Linked DNA regions of Homo sapiens: all the other regions are linked to region 2. The links are chromatin loops, found by intact Hi-C in ENCODE. Cell type or tissue: chondrocyte. All regions are shown on one strand.

Region 1 (5,000 bases), 640 kb after region 2:
ACCCTGCTCTGTCTTTATTTAATGCTCAGCTTCTTGAATACAAATCCACTAAGCTGGTGTGTAGCTAAAATAAACAATCCTCCTGTTCTCCATATTGGTCTCTCCAGTCCTCAATTTCCCACAACAATAGGTTTAGGAGGGGACAAACATTCAAACCACAGCAGCTTCTTATCCTCTTTCCTTGACCAGCTGAAATGGAAAGGAATGCCTTCATCAAACCAATGGCCACATACTATGCACCTAAGGCCTTATAAATCTATTTGAGCAATGATACTGTGTCTGGTACACAGCATCTGCAACTGGGATTACTACTTGATAAAGCATGAGGTAGTGTACACTCATTCTCCAGAATTCATCCAATTTCTACAGGGGACAGAACTGGCGGATAAAATGGAGATATGATGGGGACCACCATACCTGTTAATACATCCTAGAGGTCTTTAAAGTGGCTCTAACCTCCATTATGCCTCCTGCAAAATTGTTTTTAAGGTCACCTTCAGAGGCAGATAGATCCCCACTCAAAAATTGGCTAGGATGTTAAGACTGATGACACCACATACACACCAAGAGGACAAGAAAAGTTTCACTACTTATGTAATTGAGGGTTTTCAGGAGAGGGGAGCAGTCATCTCCAGCAATTCCAAAATGGCTTCTGGAAGCAAAGGAAGGAGAGTGGCCTAGGTTTTCACTGAGGTTAGAAGTGGGGGGCCAAGATGAGAATTCCCACATGGAGACAGGAAATTGCATGGTTTGAATTTCCTTCATGCAGCAAAGAAGGGAGCATGCAGGCTTTTTTGCCAACTTGCTCAGAGGTAAGTTACAATGGGAAAAGGAAAGGTCAGTTTCTAGGGAGAATAAAGACTGAGGCAGGTGCTTCTCCAAGCACTGCTGCTGCTCTGGGAAAGGGAGGATCTTAGTTACTTGAAAGTTAAACTTTAAAGTGGCCCGTGCTCTGCCTGGCCTTCAGTCAGGAAGGGGTTATATGCTAGAAGGAATATAAAGTACGGCCAAAAGACAAAACCACTGTGAAAAGAGATGACATTGGGCTTTCTCAGGTGCTTGGAACCCATGCCAGCACAGAAATTGCTTGACTTCGTATAAGCAGACCAGGAAGATACTGTGGACATAGACCAGACTGGGCAACAGAGCAAGACTGTGTCAAAAAAAAAAAAAATGACAATGGGAAAGTCACAACTGTGCTGTCACTCCCTGTGTAATAATTGAGCTTTCGTTGAATGATACTGAGGGCCTGTCCAGGCAGGAGTAAGAATGTTAGATTTCCAAATATACTGTTTGGGGTGCCATCACAAGCATCAAGGAGGCAGGAGATGGTATACCATACTGGACAGTTTAGGAGACATTTTGAGTATCAAAATGCATCAGCCCCCCATCCTTCACCTTTGGACTCATGCCAGAGCAACAGAGCCAGCAGGCTTGCTAACTGTTGACAGAAGGAGCACATCACAAACTGGAAGCGGTAGAGTGTAATGAAAGCAGCACGGGTCCCAGAATTAAGAAGTCTGGTTCTGCAATTTTGTAACCAGAGCAGTTCCCACCAATCTCTTGTCCTTGGTTTCTACCTTTAAACAAAGAGAGACTTCATGATCTCTGGGGCTAGGGAAAGTAAGGCTCCACTGCCCTGCAGGATGTCAGGATGACGCCACCCCCATGGCGCTCCCTCATCAAACTCCTAGGGAACAAAGTCCCTCCTCACTGAGCCCCACAGACGAGCCCCGGTCAGCCCAAGGGCCCAGCATGGTTGGAGGGTCCAGCTGCCCTCCCTGTCTGCACGTCCACACCCCCTTACCCTGGACAGCCCTGACGACCGTTGTCTGGTGTCCCAGAGCCATGGCCGCCAGGGCTCCCTGCGAAACAAGCTCAGGCCACAGGAGCCCCGTTCGGCCCCCGCGGGACCGCGCTCCCTCCCGCCGGCGACGGTCCACGCGCGGTCACCCCAAGGCCACTCTGGCCACGGCTGCAGACCTTGAGCGTGGGAAGGGGCAGCCAGCTCCTCGGGCCCATTCGTGATCCTCGGGCGTCCTCTGGCGGCCAGAGCGGGCGTGACCTCAGGAGAATCCCCGCCGAGGCCGAACTCGCCCCGATGGCCGTTTCGCTTTGTGGACGGTCGCATTTTCCCAGCGGGCACTGCGACCGACTGTGACTGTGGTTCCGGGTATGGTGGTTGCACGCCTGTGGTCCCAGCTAGTCGGGAGGCTGAGGCGGGAGAATCGCTTGAGCCCAGGAGGTCGGGGTTGCAGTGAGCTATGACAGCGCCACTACACTCCACCCTGGGCAACAGAGCGAGACCATTTCTCAAAAAGAATAAAATGACAACCGGAAATATACGACCGTGCTGTCGCGGCTGCAGGAAATGGCGGCGTGCCCAGGCGCACTCATGACGGCTGCGTGCTCGTCAAGGTGCACAGGCGCGCACGCGTAGCGTACACTGGTGAAAGTTGCGCATTTGGACAGGCGACACGTCCTGCGCCCGCTACCCAGACTCTGGGGAAGGCAAGGGGTGCCGCTCTGTTCTACTCCTTTTCCTTATCCATCTCTTCTGTCTTTCCAAAGAGATGGTGAAAGCTCCACACACAGGATAAACATGAGGAACTGAGGAACAGTTAAAAAGATGTCTATGCTAGAGCTTCAACCCAGGCCTCCGCCCCAGCCTGCTGTCCCCTGCCTGCCCTTCCACGTCTTATGCACTTCGTTCTGGGAGCCTCCATGCATGCCCTGGGGAGCAAGCCACACATTGCCCTCGCACGGCAGTGTTCCGTCAACTGGCACCATCCAGCATGTTCAGCTTGGTTTCTTTCCTCATCCTCATAAGCCACTGACTCTGGGTTGGAACCACCATCGCAGTTAGGTCATTCTCTACAATCGCTGGCCTACTATGCCCTGACCGTATCCCAGTGAGCACAATAGGGTCAGAATTCCAGGCCACTGTTGTCCCCCAACTTCCATTTTATCCCAAAGAGACCTTTCCCACTAGTTTCCCACAGCAGAGGCGAGACCGGCTGGAAAATGGAATGAAATTTATTGAAGAGAAACGTGTACCGAAATCACTGAAAAGAAGGGAACCACAACACAGAGAGAAACTGCAAACAGCCACTACAGGACACAGGTCCTAGGATCCCTCCTCCTGGGGTTCCTGGCAAGGCGCCTCGTCTACCCCCGTCCTGCTGCCGACCCCACTGCTACCTCCCTCCTTCCCGAGGGCCCCAGGGCCCGCCTCTTGCCAGGACGTGGACTCTGGCAGTGTCCACCGGCTTCAGGGAGCCCCCTCCCAAGCCCATCTGCTGGGGCAGGGCCCTGCCCTATAGTCATCACAGACAGTCACAGGACACCAGTAAACACAGCAGGGAACAGCCCACCAGGTCGAGGAAACAGTCACAAGTAACAACAGGGGTGGAATGCCAAAGCATAAAGCTCTCCTGGGAGCCTCAGGCAGGGCAGCCCCACTCCGTCCCGGGTCCGGCTCTTCCTCCCACAGTCATGGTTACCATCGTGGTCACAGGGTGAGCATTGGCCGCGCCCTGGTTCCTCCTTCCCGCCATCTCCTGGGTCTGTGCTGGGGGCCTCCGGGGAGGAGCAGCTCAGAGAAGAACACACACAGCTCCACGAGAACAAGCAGCCACTGGCCTAGATCTACACCAGGAAAGCAGAGGTGGTGTTTAAGATGCAGGACAGACAGCAGTGAGCAGAACCTGGGCTCACAGGAAGCTCACAGCACATGCCCCGGGCCTAGTGGCGGCCGCCCGGGTGGGTGCACAACACACAACTTTGCACAGGAACGACAGCTAGCAGTGGGTGGGCGTCTGCTGGGCGCGTGGGTCACTACGGGGCCTAAACAGGTGAGGGTGGGCTTCCCAGAACAGGGGGCAGCCTGCCCCGGGGACGGCAAATGGGGCAACCCTCTTGGGAGACCCAGGCAGCTGGCACCCTTGAGAGGACCTCTTTCCCCTGTCTCTCCCAACCCAGGACAAGGGGTGGGGGACAGACATCTTCAGGTGCCCCCACCCAGGTCGCAGCTGGCCACTCAGGGCTCCCTCCTGGCCAGCCCCCCAGAGACGGCAGGGTTTGGGGCTGGGGCTGGGTGCAGCACTGGGTGCAAAGCAGGGGTGCCTCCCCCAACCCCATTTGGTATCAACGTGGTCATCTGGGTCACCGGGAAGGGCTGATGGTGGTGGCCAGGGCCCTTTGGAGGGAGGTGGGGGGCCCCGATCCTGATGTGGGATGAGGGACCAGCCCTGGCCTGGCCTCCCCACTGCCTCCAGGATGCTGCGGCCTGAGAGGAGAGGAGGCCCTGGGGCCCTCTGAGCCTATTTGCCTGGGGAGGATTTGGGCTGACCAACCTTCCTGGCCCCATCCTCATTTTCCAACTCCTCCAGTATGAACATAAGACCCCCTTGGGTCGGGGGGCTCCTCAGCCTCCTGGCCTCCTGCCTGGACAAGACCCTCTGGCTCCTTCGAGGCCTGCAGGGGCATTTTCACCTTCCCTAATGGCAGGGGTGCTCCTGGCGGCCTCTTTGGTGGCAGGAGCAGTCTCAGCAGCATCTTCCACGCCAGGGTCAGCCTGGCTGGCGTCTTCCTGGGCTGAGGAGGCCTGAGCAGCATCTCCACAGGCAGGAGCTGCCTGGGCGGCAACTGGATCTTCACTTTCCACTGTGGCCACTGGCCAGGCCACAACATGCTGGCTCCTCACTGGGGAGGCCGCCCACGCCTCCATCTCCTGGATGAGCTGAAGCAGCCCCAGGAAGTAGGGCGGCCTCCTCTCCAGTGCATCCCCCTCAGGGTATTCTGGAGTGCTTCGCCAGGGCAGGCCTGAGGCTGCACCTACCGCAGTCACAGGTGGTTGGCCAGGGCCGGGCAGACGGCCCCCTTCTCCAGGGCCATCTGCAGCAGGCCTTCCAGGCATACCAGGAAGGCAAAGGGCCCCTGCGTTCAGGTCAGGAACTTCAGCCTGGAAGTCATTCGAGGGTCCCGGTTTCCAAACGCCT
Region 2 (5,000 bases):
CCACAGCCACTCAGGCCTCCGTGCTGGCCAGCCCCCCAAGTGGTGATGCCCAGGTGTGTTTGGGTGGACCCTGCACGCCCAGGAGCTGGCTCCTTGGAGAGCTTAGAGGGTGGTGGCGCTCCATGTGGCCAAGAGCTAAGTGGGGTGGCCCCCACAGGCCAGAGGACTGAAGGCAGAGAGCAGAGGGAGGAGCCAGGGCCCCAGGAGAGGTGGAAGGACAGGGAGGGCCAGTGGGTGCTTGACATTGGGCAAGGGGGTGCAGGGGGAGAGGGCCTCTAAGAAGTCCGGGATTTGACCGAGGCGGGGGGTGGGGGCACAGGGCTGGCAGGCCGGCTCCTGACTACCCCCTTTCCCTCTGCTTCTCCCTCTCAGGCAGATGCCGAGGCCAAGTGGACTGACCCCCAGATTTCCTTCCCTTGGATGCTTTCGGTCCCCTCCCCCAACCCCTCCCCCTGGGGCTGGCCTCTGCTGGATTTTGAGATTTGAGGGTGTGGCGCATGGCGCTGGGGTTGGAATGGGGCACCCCCAAGTCTGTCCCCAGGCTCTGCCCTGCCTGGGGGCAGTGGCTCCCCTCCCCTGTTGCCTCTCCCGCCCCTGCCCCCCCCGCCCCGCCAAAAGCCGAGGGGGTGCTGGCAGGCGGGCCTCAGGGGCTGTCTTTCCTGCACGGCTGTTGTGTGCTTCGCTGAGTGTGGGTGGTCCTGCTTGTGTCATGGTCATGGCCTTCCAGCCCCCTCCAGTTTTCCCCAAACCAATAAAGAAAGATACAGCAATGGGCCAGTGGTGACCTGGGGGTGCGGCGAGTGTGGAGGGGACCTGGTCACTTGTGGGAAGGAAACCAATGAGAGCCTGCCACACGGCTTCGCCCACTGCCACCTGAACCTCTGCTTCCCCAGACAAGTTTCCAACTGTCCAAAAACTTCCTGTCCCCTCCCCCCAAAGCACCAACAAGTGGCAGCGTGGCCGGGCAGCTCTGCCACCCCAGAGGTGTAACTGCCCAGCCTTGGGGTCCTGGGACAAAGTGGAGGCAGCGCACGCCTGCTGGGCTGCCAGCAGGGGGCGCAGTCAGGAGGCTGAGTGCTGGCTCCAGACCCCCAGGGATGTGCTCCAGTGCCCCTGCCATGCAGGGCCGGGCCTGGGGTGCCTCAGCCAGGTGCCTGGGACTGGGAAGGGCTCACAGGTGCATGGAGGGCGACCAGAGCCCAGGACTGTCACCTTCCATCCCTCCCTCCCTTCCCTTTCTTGATGGCCAGAGGCCATCTTGTCGAGCAGAAGAGTAGGGGACCCCAGGGTCAGGGGGTGAGAGGAGCTCCTTGTCCAGGAGAGGGCGACACAGGGCCCTCTTCCCCTCTGCTGTGCGGGGGCTTTGGAACCCTCAGGCTCCAGGCTGGGGTAGACCTGGGCTGGCAGCTGGGGCTCTGGGAGCAGTGGCAGCTTGGCGGTGGCTTCTGAAGTGGAGAGCCGTGGCCTGTCCTCTGGTCTGAGTGGCCCCAGCCCCACCAACCTCCATTTTGGAGGGGCCAGGGCTCCAGAGCCCTGCCTTGCTGGGTCCCAAAGCTCTGCTGGCCCCTCTAGGCCTTTCTCTTGGGCCCATCAGGGGAAGACCCCTAGAGCCACTTCTTGGCCCCAGCGAGAGTTCCAGGCAAGCTGGCCACCCCTCCCTCCACTCTGAGACCCTTGCTCCCTGCCAGCCCTCAGAGTGTAAGCCTGATGACCCATGGCTTGACTGGCGAGAATGGTAGAGAAGATCACTCTCCTTGTTGAACTTTGGGCCCCAAAGGGAGGCGGTGAGGCTCAAACCAAGGCTGGCCTGGGTCTTGTGGGTGAAGGCTGGAGTGGGGTTCAGGGTTGGAGCCAGGGGACCTGGCTTCCACCAGGGAGAGCAGGCTGGAGGTGGGTGGGCAGCCTCCTCCTCCATCCCCACAGCCGCTCCCAGGCCATCCTTCGCTCCAGGCTTTGGGCCCCACAGGGGACCTCAGTCAGCCAGTACCACGGCTTCCTCGCCTCCAAGACCTGTCCCACCTGCCCTCACCCCTACGTGGGGCCTTGTTGCCTGTGGGCACCCCTGCTGTGGGCCCCCCTTCCCATCTTCTCTGTTGTTCACACTGGACTCCCACGATACCTACTTGCTGTTGTTTTGGTCAGATGTTGACTGAGCCTCTACTCTGGGCCAGGTGCTGGGCACTGACCTGGGCCTATCAGAAGAGGCGCCTGCCCTCCAGGAGGACGCCCTCTATTGGAGGGGTGGTTTTACGGGGATGATAAAAATGATCTTTGTGGGTCTGGGAGCAATGAGCAGGAGTGCCAGAGCCAGCCTTACAGAAGAAACCGGCACTCGCTCAGAACAGCCAGCTCTTCCAGTCCAGGCACGTGGCCAGATCGCTTCGGCTTGGAGCTTAAGCCAGCTCTGGGCTGCCTTGACACAGGGTGCAATATGGCCTCCCGTCAGCAGGGGGAGCCACGGCCCCATCTTTAGACGTCCATTAGCCTCCCTAGTTCCTTCAGCACCCTGGGCAGCCTCTCAAATCCATTCCTCTCCGCGACTGCCCCTACCCCACACCCTGCAAATCCTGCCTTGGGGAAGTCCAACCTTGGGGGAGAGGTCCTGCCCATCTGTGATAGGGGCGAGAGGGGGAACCCCCAGGTCAAGCAGAGGCGGCACCCCTCCTTCATCCCTCCGAGACCGCATATGAGGAAGGCAGTTTGGGTCACCTAGGCAGTGGGATGGCAGCCTGGGAGAGAGAAAGGACTGGTTTAGCCAAAGGCAAAAGGTGGTGTGTGTGTGTGAAGTGATGGCAAGGGAGCTGTGCTGGACACTGTGAGGGCTTCTCAGGCTCAGGGCTGGTGCTGAGGCTGGCAGCAAGAGGAACGGGCCAGACCAAGCCTGGCAGGGGAAGGAGCTGGAGCTGTAGTCTAGGAGCAGTGGGGAGCCATCGAAGGGGTTTGTAGCCAGAGAGCATCCTTGCCCAGTGTGGGTTAGGTGCTGAGCCGGGGCCGGCTGCTAGGAATTGGGGTGTCTGGAACCAGACCAGAATTGAGGGTCAGGGGAACCCTGGTGGGCATCACAAAAGGAAGCTGTCTCTGCTGTTCTGGGCCACACAGGGTGGGTCACGTGCTCTATCTTGAAGCAAACCTGTGGGTAGCGGAGTTTCAAGGGAAGCTCAACCTGTGGGTCCACCCTAGGGACAGGGAGACACGGAGGTGGTCCTAGGAGCTCTTTGGGAGTCATGTGGACAGGTCTTGGTGATGGGTTGCAGGTGGGGAATGAAGCGGGGGGATCCAGGTAGATCATGTTTCTGGCAGCAGAACATTCATCAAGAAGAGTTCAACGGGCATTACTTTGGGGGAGGAGTAATGAGATTGATTCTGGATGTGGTGAGTTCGAGGTGCCTGACGGGCATGAAAGTAGACTTACTTTTCACCCTTCTCTTTGCAAATATGTATCTAGCATTGTATCTGGTATTTCTGGAAGGCTTATTCCTTTTAATAAAAAGAACACTGATCCCTCGAGCCCAGGAGTTCGAGACTAGCCTGGGTAAGATGGCGAGAACCCACCTTTACAAAAAAAAAAAAAAAAAAAAAGCATGCTAGTAACGACTCTTTATTGAAGAGCTTTCCATGTATTAACTTGAACCTCACCTGTGAGATAGCTGCTATCATGATCATCATCCCCACTTCACATATGGAGAAACTGAGGCATACAGAGGCTAAGTGAGCCAAAGCCATACAGCTTGTGGCACAGTGAGGATTTGAACCCACACTCTGCCACTGCATCCTCTTGCTTGCATCCATGCAAGCGAGGTCTTGCTTGGGACATGATTGTGTGGGGAATTGAAGAAAACAAGGCGGCATTCTTTCCCCACTTCTCTTTGTGAATGCAAACTCTGTGTGTCTGAAGGAAAGAGAACCCTGGGCTGGGGGAACCCACGCTGGATTTGAGTTGGGGTCTTGCAGATGGTTTGTGTTGCCATTTTTTTTTTTTTTTTTACGAGATGAGGTCTCACTGTGTTGCCCAGGCTGGAGTGCAGTGGCTATTCACTTCACAAGTGTGATCCTACTACTGATCAGCACACGAGTTTTGACCTACTCCGTTTCCGACCTGGGCTGTTTCACCCCTCCGCAGGCAACCTAGTGGTCCTCTGCTCCCAGAATATTGATGCTGAACTTAGTACGGACACCTGATGGACATAGCACACTACAGCCCAGAACTCCTGGGCTCAAGTCATCCCCAACCTCCCGAGTAGCTAGGACTACAGGTGTGAGCCACCATGCCACCTGGCTTGTGTTGCCTTTAAGCTCCTCTGTGCCTCAATTTTATGTCCTGTTAAGTGGGAACCAGGGAGGTCTTTGCACAGTGGTGGAAATGGGGCATGGGAGCTGGGCCCTACAAAGATCCCTTTGGAGTTCGGTGTGAGCGATGGCCTGGAAGTGGGGCAGGGCAGGGCTGGTGGCTGGGAGACAAGCCTGAACCATGTGGAGAACAAGGCAAGAGATGTGGGACTACTGGAAAGATGGAGCTTGGTCATCGACTCAATGGGGGTGGTGGGGGGGTTGTGAGGGAGTTGAGGATGCTGCCAGGGAACCCGGGAGAGCAACAGGTCTGTTGAAGAGACGAAGTGACCAAGTCGGGCCCCCTGGCCAGGCGGTGGCTGAGTTGGCACTATAAGCCACATGTTTCTTCCTGCCAGGCACTGTCTGGGCATGTGGCAACCATGTTCTCCACCCCACCCCAGCTTCATCCACGGATCCCTATCACTAGCCCCAACACCAGGTGGGCAAGATAAGAAGTATGGAATGTTTCAGAAATAACAAAGAATCCCGTCTGGTTGAGGGAGGTTGTGAGAGGAGGTGGGTAGAGATCAGCCTGGAAAGTGAACTTTCTCAAGAGGGCACTGGGAGCCACGGACGTTTTAAACAGAACAAGTGACAGGATCTGATTTTTGCTTTAAGATAATTTTTCAATATTTTTCAACCCTATTATCTGCCCCCTTTTGAGAAATAGA
Region 3 (5,000 bases), 130 kb after region 2:
AGCTTCGGCCTCGCCCTCATCTTCTGCGCCTCCCGACACATTCCCACAGGCTGTGCGGAGGACAGAAGGGAAGCAGTGGAGGAGACATCACCATCCTGTGACCGTCCCTCATCTCAAGCCCCATTCCTCTTCCTCCTTCCAGCCCAGGCCCCCGGGCCTTACCTTCACTCTCCTCTCCTGGCGGCGCATAGAACGAGAGGCCCAGAGAGACGATGGCAGCCACCTCCAGGATGATGAGGGTCACGTCCTGCAGGGCCTCCCACACCAGCTGCAGGAAGGTCTTGGGTTGCTTTGGGGGGATGAAGTTCTGCCCGTAGATCTGCCTGCGCTTCTCCAGGTCATTGGTGTTGTCCGCCAGGCCTGCATGGTGCCCCGGAAGCACAGAAGGGGAGGATGGGATGGGACGGGTCGGCCTTGTGTGTCCCAGGCCTCCTATGTGGCCCTGACTGACTGCTCCTGGGGTGGCAGCAGCCCTCTGGGGCCGTCTGGCCAGCGCCTGGCTCTCCCTCTAGACAGGAGCCTTTCTGCAGACTGCTGGGGGTGTGCACGTGGGAGTGAGCATGCGGCTCTCTGGCTGCTGTCATGGGGAGTCCCTAGCCATCCTCCTCCTGACACACAGATGACAAAACAGGCCAGGAGGCTCCTGGACTCCAGCGGGTCCCAGGTCCCTGTGCTTTCCTGGCCACCTCCACACTACCGCTGAGGGGGCACTGGAAGGCAGGGGACAGGACCCAACAAGGGGGCACAGAGGGGACCCAGCAGGGTATGTCCAGGTCAACAAGGGTTGCTAGGAGACAGGACAGAAGAGTATAGCCAATGGTCCCCTGGGGAGGAGAGCGAGTGTCCAGGGGACTTTAGTGGAGACATGGGGAGGGCCACCAATCAGGGGAGGCTGGGATGGCACCAGATGCCAAAGACTAGGCCAGGGCTCTGTGCCTGTCAGGAAACACCTCTCTAGCTCCCAGCCTATGAATTCCCTGAGCAGGCTTGTCACCAACACCCCCCTCCCCAGCTCTGTAAGATGGGGCCAGCCGGTCCCAAAGACTGGCAGTGTCACACAGCCCAACCTGTGGGGGCAGGGACAGCCTGCAAAGAGGGTGGGCAGGGCCCGAGGGATTGGGGCATGAGCACGGCCAGTGCCGAGGAATCAGCAGTCTCCAGGGTGCCTGTGGCTGCTGGCAACAGGGAGCGGAGGCTTACTTTCCAGAAGTTTCTCGGGGAAGAAGCAGTGGGGAGGGAGCATGAGAGCTAATGGGAGATGCAAGTTCTTGGGTCCAGAGACCCAAAGAAGAAGAACGGTGTCACGCGAGGAGAGAGAGAGGCACGGGAATGGGAGTGGGTTCCTGGTGGGGAACAGGCGGGGAGAAGCCAAACCGGAGTCACGGTGCTGAGGGAGGGGACTGGGAAGTCTTCAAGCCTTTTCTGGGCTGCATGGCCTCGCAGGGGTCGGGGAGACACTGCCCACCCTGGGCTGCTCATCAGCTGCTCTCTGCAGGGTGCAGACAAGGCCACTGAGGCCGGAGGTGGAGAGGGCCCTGTAACCATGAGTCAGAGCTCTGGCCTGTGGCCCAGGTCAGGACAGAACCTACGCTGCCCGACAGGACCCGGTGAGCACAGGGCCCTCAGGACCCAGCAGCCTTGGTTCTAATGCAACTCCAGCACCAACTTTGATCCCTCAGCCAGGGCTCACAGCTTGTCTACATGGCGACTTGAATGACACCCAAAGCCACTCAGAAGCCCCCAAATTGGCTTTGCCTTCACAATCAGAGCCACCTGTCCCTATCCAATTCTGTCACTTGTCATCCTTGAGGACGCTTACTTCTCAGTCTTCCTTGGCCTGAAGGTACTGGAAGCTTACGTGCGTGACTGGCATCCGGGCCTGGACACCCACTCAGCCACCTTCTACCGGGGCAGGCATGTGGGATGACACCCTCCTCTGGCCCCACCCTTGGCCCCAGGATTCTCAGCCCCGGCTGATCCCGAGGAGCCCTCCCGGGCGCTCACCCGGCGCCCAGTGCTGTCGCGGCCGTGACCAGACCCACACTGACACCTGGTGGACAGACAGCAGCTTGCAGCTCCCAGCCCTGGGCAGCTGGGCTCACGCCTGCCATCTGCTGCAGGGACGGGATGACCAGAGAGCCCAGCCCCAGCCCATGGGGCACTCACAGTGGGTCTGGGAAGGCACACAAGACCCTCCAGATGACTGGAGAACAGGCGCATGCTAACCTTGGGGCTTCTGAGGAGGGGCAGGGGTAGCCCTGGCCGCAGTGGAACAGAAGCTGCCGCCCGCACAACCGTGGCTCATTCACCCCAGCTAGGCGACGGCCACATGGCGTCCTCCCCACCCAGAAGAGCCGCAGCTGTCCGTGCCTCTCTGCCCCTGGCTCAGGTTTCTTCAGGAGCCAAAGGCCTCTTGCTGAGGCCCGAGCCTGCCCCAATCGGGAGCCTGGGGTTAACGCACGACCTCAGCTCCTGGGTGGTGGGGAGGGGGCTGGGGACCAGGGACCCAACTGAGGGGTGTGCACCTCGCTCTGGACTGGGACTGTCTCCTGGAATTACAGGAGCTAAGCCAGGTGGGGACAGTACTAGGGAGTACAAGACCCCCCAAGTGACTTAAGAAGAAGCACGTGCTAACCGTGGGGCTTCTGCGGAGGGAGAGGAGCAGGGGAGGGCTCCCCAGACACCTGGGGTCTCCACTGCCCTTAGCCTGGAGCCTCCATGCGAGTCTCTCTCCTGCCTGCCCCTCCTCACATGCCCAGTTTGTCCCTGAGAGCAGCCGGGACCCCTGGCCCATTCCCCAGGAGCTCCCTCGCCCTCGCCAGCCTCTCCCTTGGCCTTGACCTGCCCTTGCAGCTGTAGCCTTGCTCGTTTCTCCTTAGCCTTCCTGTGGGCTCGGGGTCCCGACGGCTGCCCCACTGCAGCACCCATTGACGGGGAGGAGGAACACAGCTGCGGCCCCTCTGGCTCTGAGCACATGCTTCCCCAGCAGGCCCGAGGGCAGTCCAGGTCCAGGGCATGGGGGCAGGGGCTGGCCGGTTGGCATGGACACAGATGGGCGGCCTGCCCGGAGCAGAGGCCAGATGCCATCAGAATTGGATTAGGAGCATCTCGTGTCGGCTCCCAGCGAATCCGCCCCCTCCTTTCCAGAACTGCCTGTGGAGCCCAGAGGGGCACTGGGCGGGGCCAGGTTCCCGGGCGAACCCACCTCTGAGTTCAGCCTGAGACCCAGGTTTCCTGACAACAGCAGCGCGGTTTCCAGGATGGGTTCTGGAATCCTCTTGGAGTGCTCCCAAGACAGGGAGGGCAGTGGATTGATGAGTGTACCGCCAGAAGATAAAGTCCCCTTCCCGCAATGCACTATGCGCCATAAAGCACCTGCCCCACGGGGGAGTGCCTGCCTCCTGGGCAGCCCCACGTCTGCCCACCTTGTCAGGGGATTGGCATGGGGCTTGGGGCACAACAAAGCCAGCTGCCCCCGTGGCTCAGGCCCTTGTGTCTGAGGAGGACTGAGGGGCAGGCAGGTCTGAGCACCAGGGTCCGGGTGCACGGCCGGGCTAGGGGATGCGGGGAGCGAGTCACCCGCTCCTGGCACCCAGACAGCTCAAGCCCGACAGCTCCAGCCCGAGGACCTTGAGGGTTGAAGAGGGGAGGGGCCGGTCCTCTGCTGCTCATTCTGTGGGCAGCAGATCCAGGCCTGGCCGGCTCCCTGCACTGTGGCCTTGGGGACCCAGGTGCTTGGAAGCCCGTCAGAGGCCAAGCCACCCACCTGTGCACCTGCCCTTCTCCGTGCCCCTGCCTCCACAGGCACGCAAGAGCTCCTGAGCTCCATGGCAGAATCGGGCAGGTTCCCAGGGGCCTTGACATTTTAAATATTTAACAAGGCCTGGCAGACAGGGGAAGAGCAGACAGCTGAGGCCCATCTGCTTCCTTTGATCTGGGAGAGGCCAGAGCTCTTGTGGATAAATGGCCCTCCACAGCCTCCTCGGGGGCTGGGCAAGGAGGAGGGAAGGCAAGAGATGCTCGGGAGCAGAGCCAAGGCATCAGCCCCAGCAGCAGCTGCACCGTGAGGGCGTGTGCGGCGGCGAGGCCGGGTGTCACGGGCGCATCAGCTCCAGGGCACAAAGCTAGGGAGACCCAGGCAGACCCTGGAGTTCCTGACCTGGCCCGCAGCCCCCCTCCTCCATCTTCACTCCTCCCTGCAGCCTGAGTGCCACCTGCAGACAGACGGGGCCGAGGCCGGAGCCACAAGAGAACAGTCTCTGGGTTGAGGGTGAGGGCAGAGCGGGAGGCTGGAGGTGCCAAGGAGCCTCACGGCTGGGAGCAGAGGAGATGGGTGGGCCCAGGCGTTGCCCAGATGGGCAGCAGATCAAATCAGCCCGCACTGGCTGGGGAACAGGCCTGGCACTAGGCTGGGATAGCCCCAGCAGCCCTGCCAGGCACGCAGCGCCAGAGAATGCTGTGGCTCCTGGAATCTGGGGCTGGGCCTGGCTCCTGGGGGTCCCCGCTTCATGGCAGACCGCAGCAACCAGGGCTGGGCAGGCCTCACAAGGCCGGGTGGAACATTGCCTCCCACAGGGATAGTCAGGCCTCCGCCCCAGATCTTTCTAGACAGTGCTCACCGGGCTTTCTAGAGCCTCCCTCAGCAGTGAGACCGACACTACCCTGGGCTTGTGCCTCTTTGGGACAGCCTGTGGCCAGTCAGTGCCACCTCTGATCAGCACTCTGGGCCTCCCGTGACCCAGCTTCGGTCACCCCTTCCTGCCAGACCCAAATGGCTTGTGCCATCCCCAGGCCATCCTCTCTCTTCCCAGGAGAGGCCCCGGTCACCCGAAACTCCGAAGGCTTGCACCCTGCATCCCTTCCTCCTGTTCTGATCCCCCTTAAGTGAACACAGGGTTGAGCACACCGGAAATCCCCAAATATACAGATGGGGCTGTCTTCCTCCTCCCTGCCCTGCCCTGCCCTGTTCCTCGGAAGGGTTTCTGTTTGGGGCCCATTCC

Evidence for each region. A loop is a pair of places that touch in the nucleus more often than their neighbours do. Peaks named below come from ENCODE experiments on the same cell type or tissue, not always from the same donor. Only the 100,000 strongest peaks of a DNase experiment are listed, where the experiment ranks them.
Region 1: it touches region 2 in a loop (6-fold over the local background); 16 of 110 quality-filtered maps call a loop at or near these places.
Region 3: it touches region 2 in a loop (7-fold over the local background); 45 of 110 quality-filtered maps call a loop at or near these places.

The regions. Positions count from the first base shown.
Region 1 is chrX:153,029,869-153,034,868 of GRCh38, reverse strand. It overlaps the pseudogene LOC112268308. Among named protein-coding and RNA genes, the nearest start is that of PNMA3, 24 kb to the left of the region's middle. In chondrocyte, a CTCF peak has its summit at 2,023 (motif pointing left); DNase peaks (open chromatin) are centred at 1,790, 2,068, 3,921, 4,788 and 2 weaker places.
Region 2 is chrX:153,665,503-153,670,502 of GRCh38, reverse strand. PNCK (pregnancy up-regulated nonubiquitous CaM kinase) reads left to right here. Exons shown (of 12, transcript NM_001366977.1): 11 at 1-53; 12 at 373-770. The coding sequence ends at 46. It also overlaps the pseudogene RN7SL687P. Among named protein-coding and RNA genes, the nearest start is that of PNCK, 5.8 kb to the left of the region's middle. RefSeq lists a silencer at 965-1,014 and enhancers at 2,224-2,723, 2,724-3,225. In chondrocyte, CTCF peaks have their summits at 842, 1,045 (motif pointing right), 2,232 (motif pointing left) and 2,431 (motif pointing right); DNase peaks (open chromatin) are centred at 2,452, 2,842, 4,412, 4,662 and 3 weaker places.
Region 3 is chrX:153,536,719-153,541,718 of GRCh38, reverse strand. ATP2B3 (ATPase plasma membrane Ca2+ transporting 3) reads right to left here. Exons shown (of 22, transcript NM_001001344.3): 4 at 163-360; 5 at 1-50. Among named protein-coding and RNA genes, the nearest start is that of ATP2B3, 22 kb to the right of the region's middle. In chondrocyte, CTCF peaks have their summits at 1,875 and 2,076 (motif pointing left); no DNase peak of the experiment used is centred here.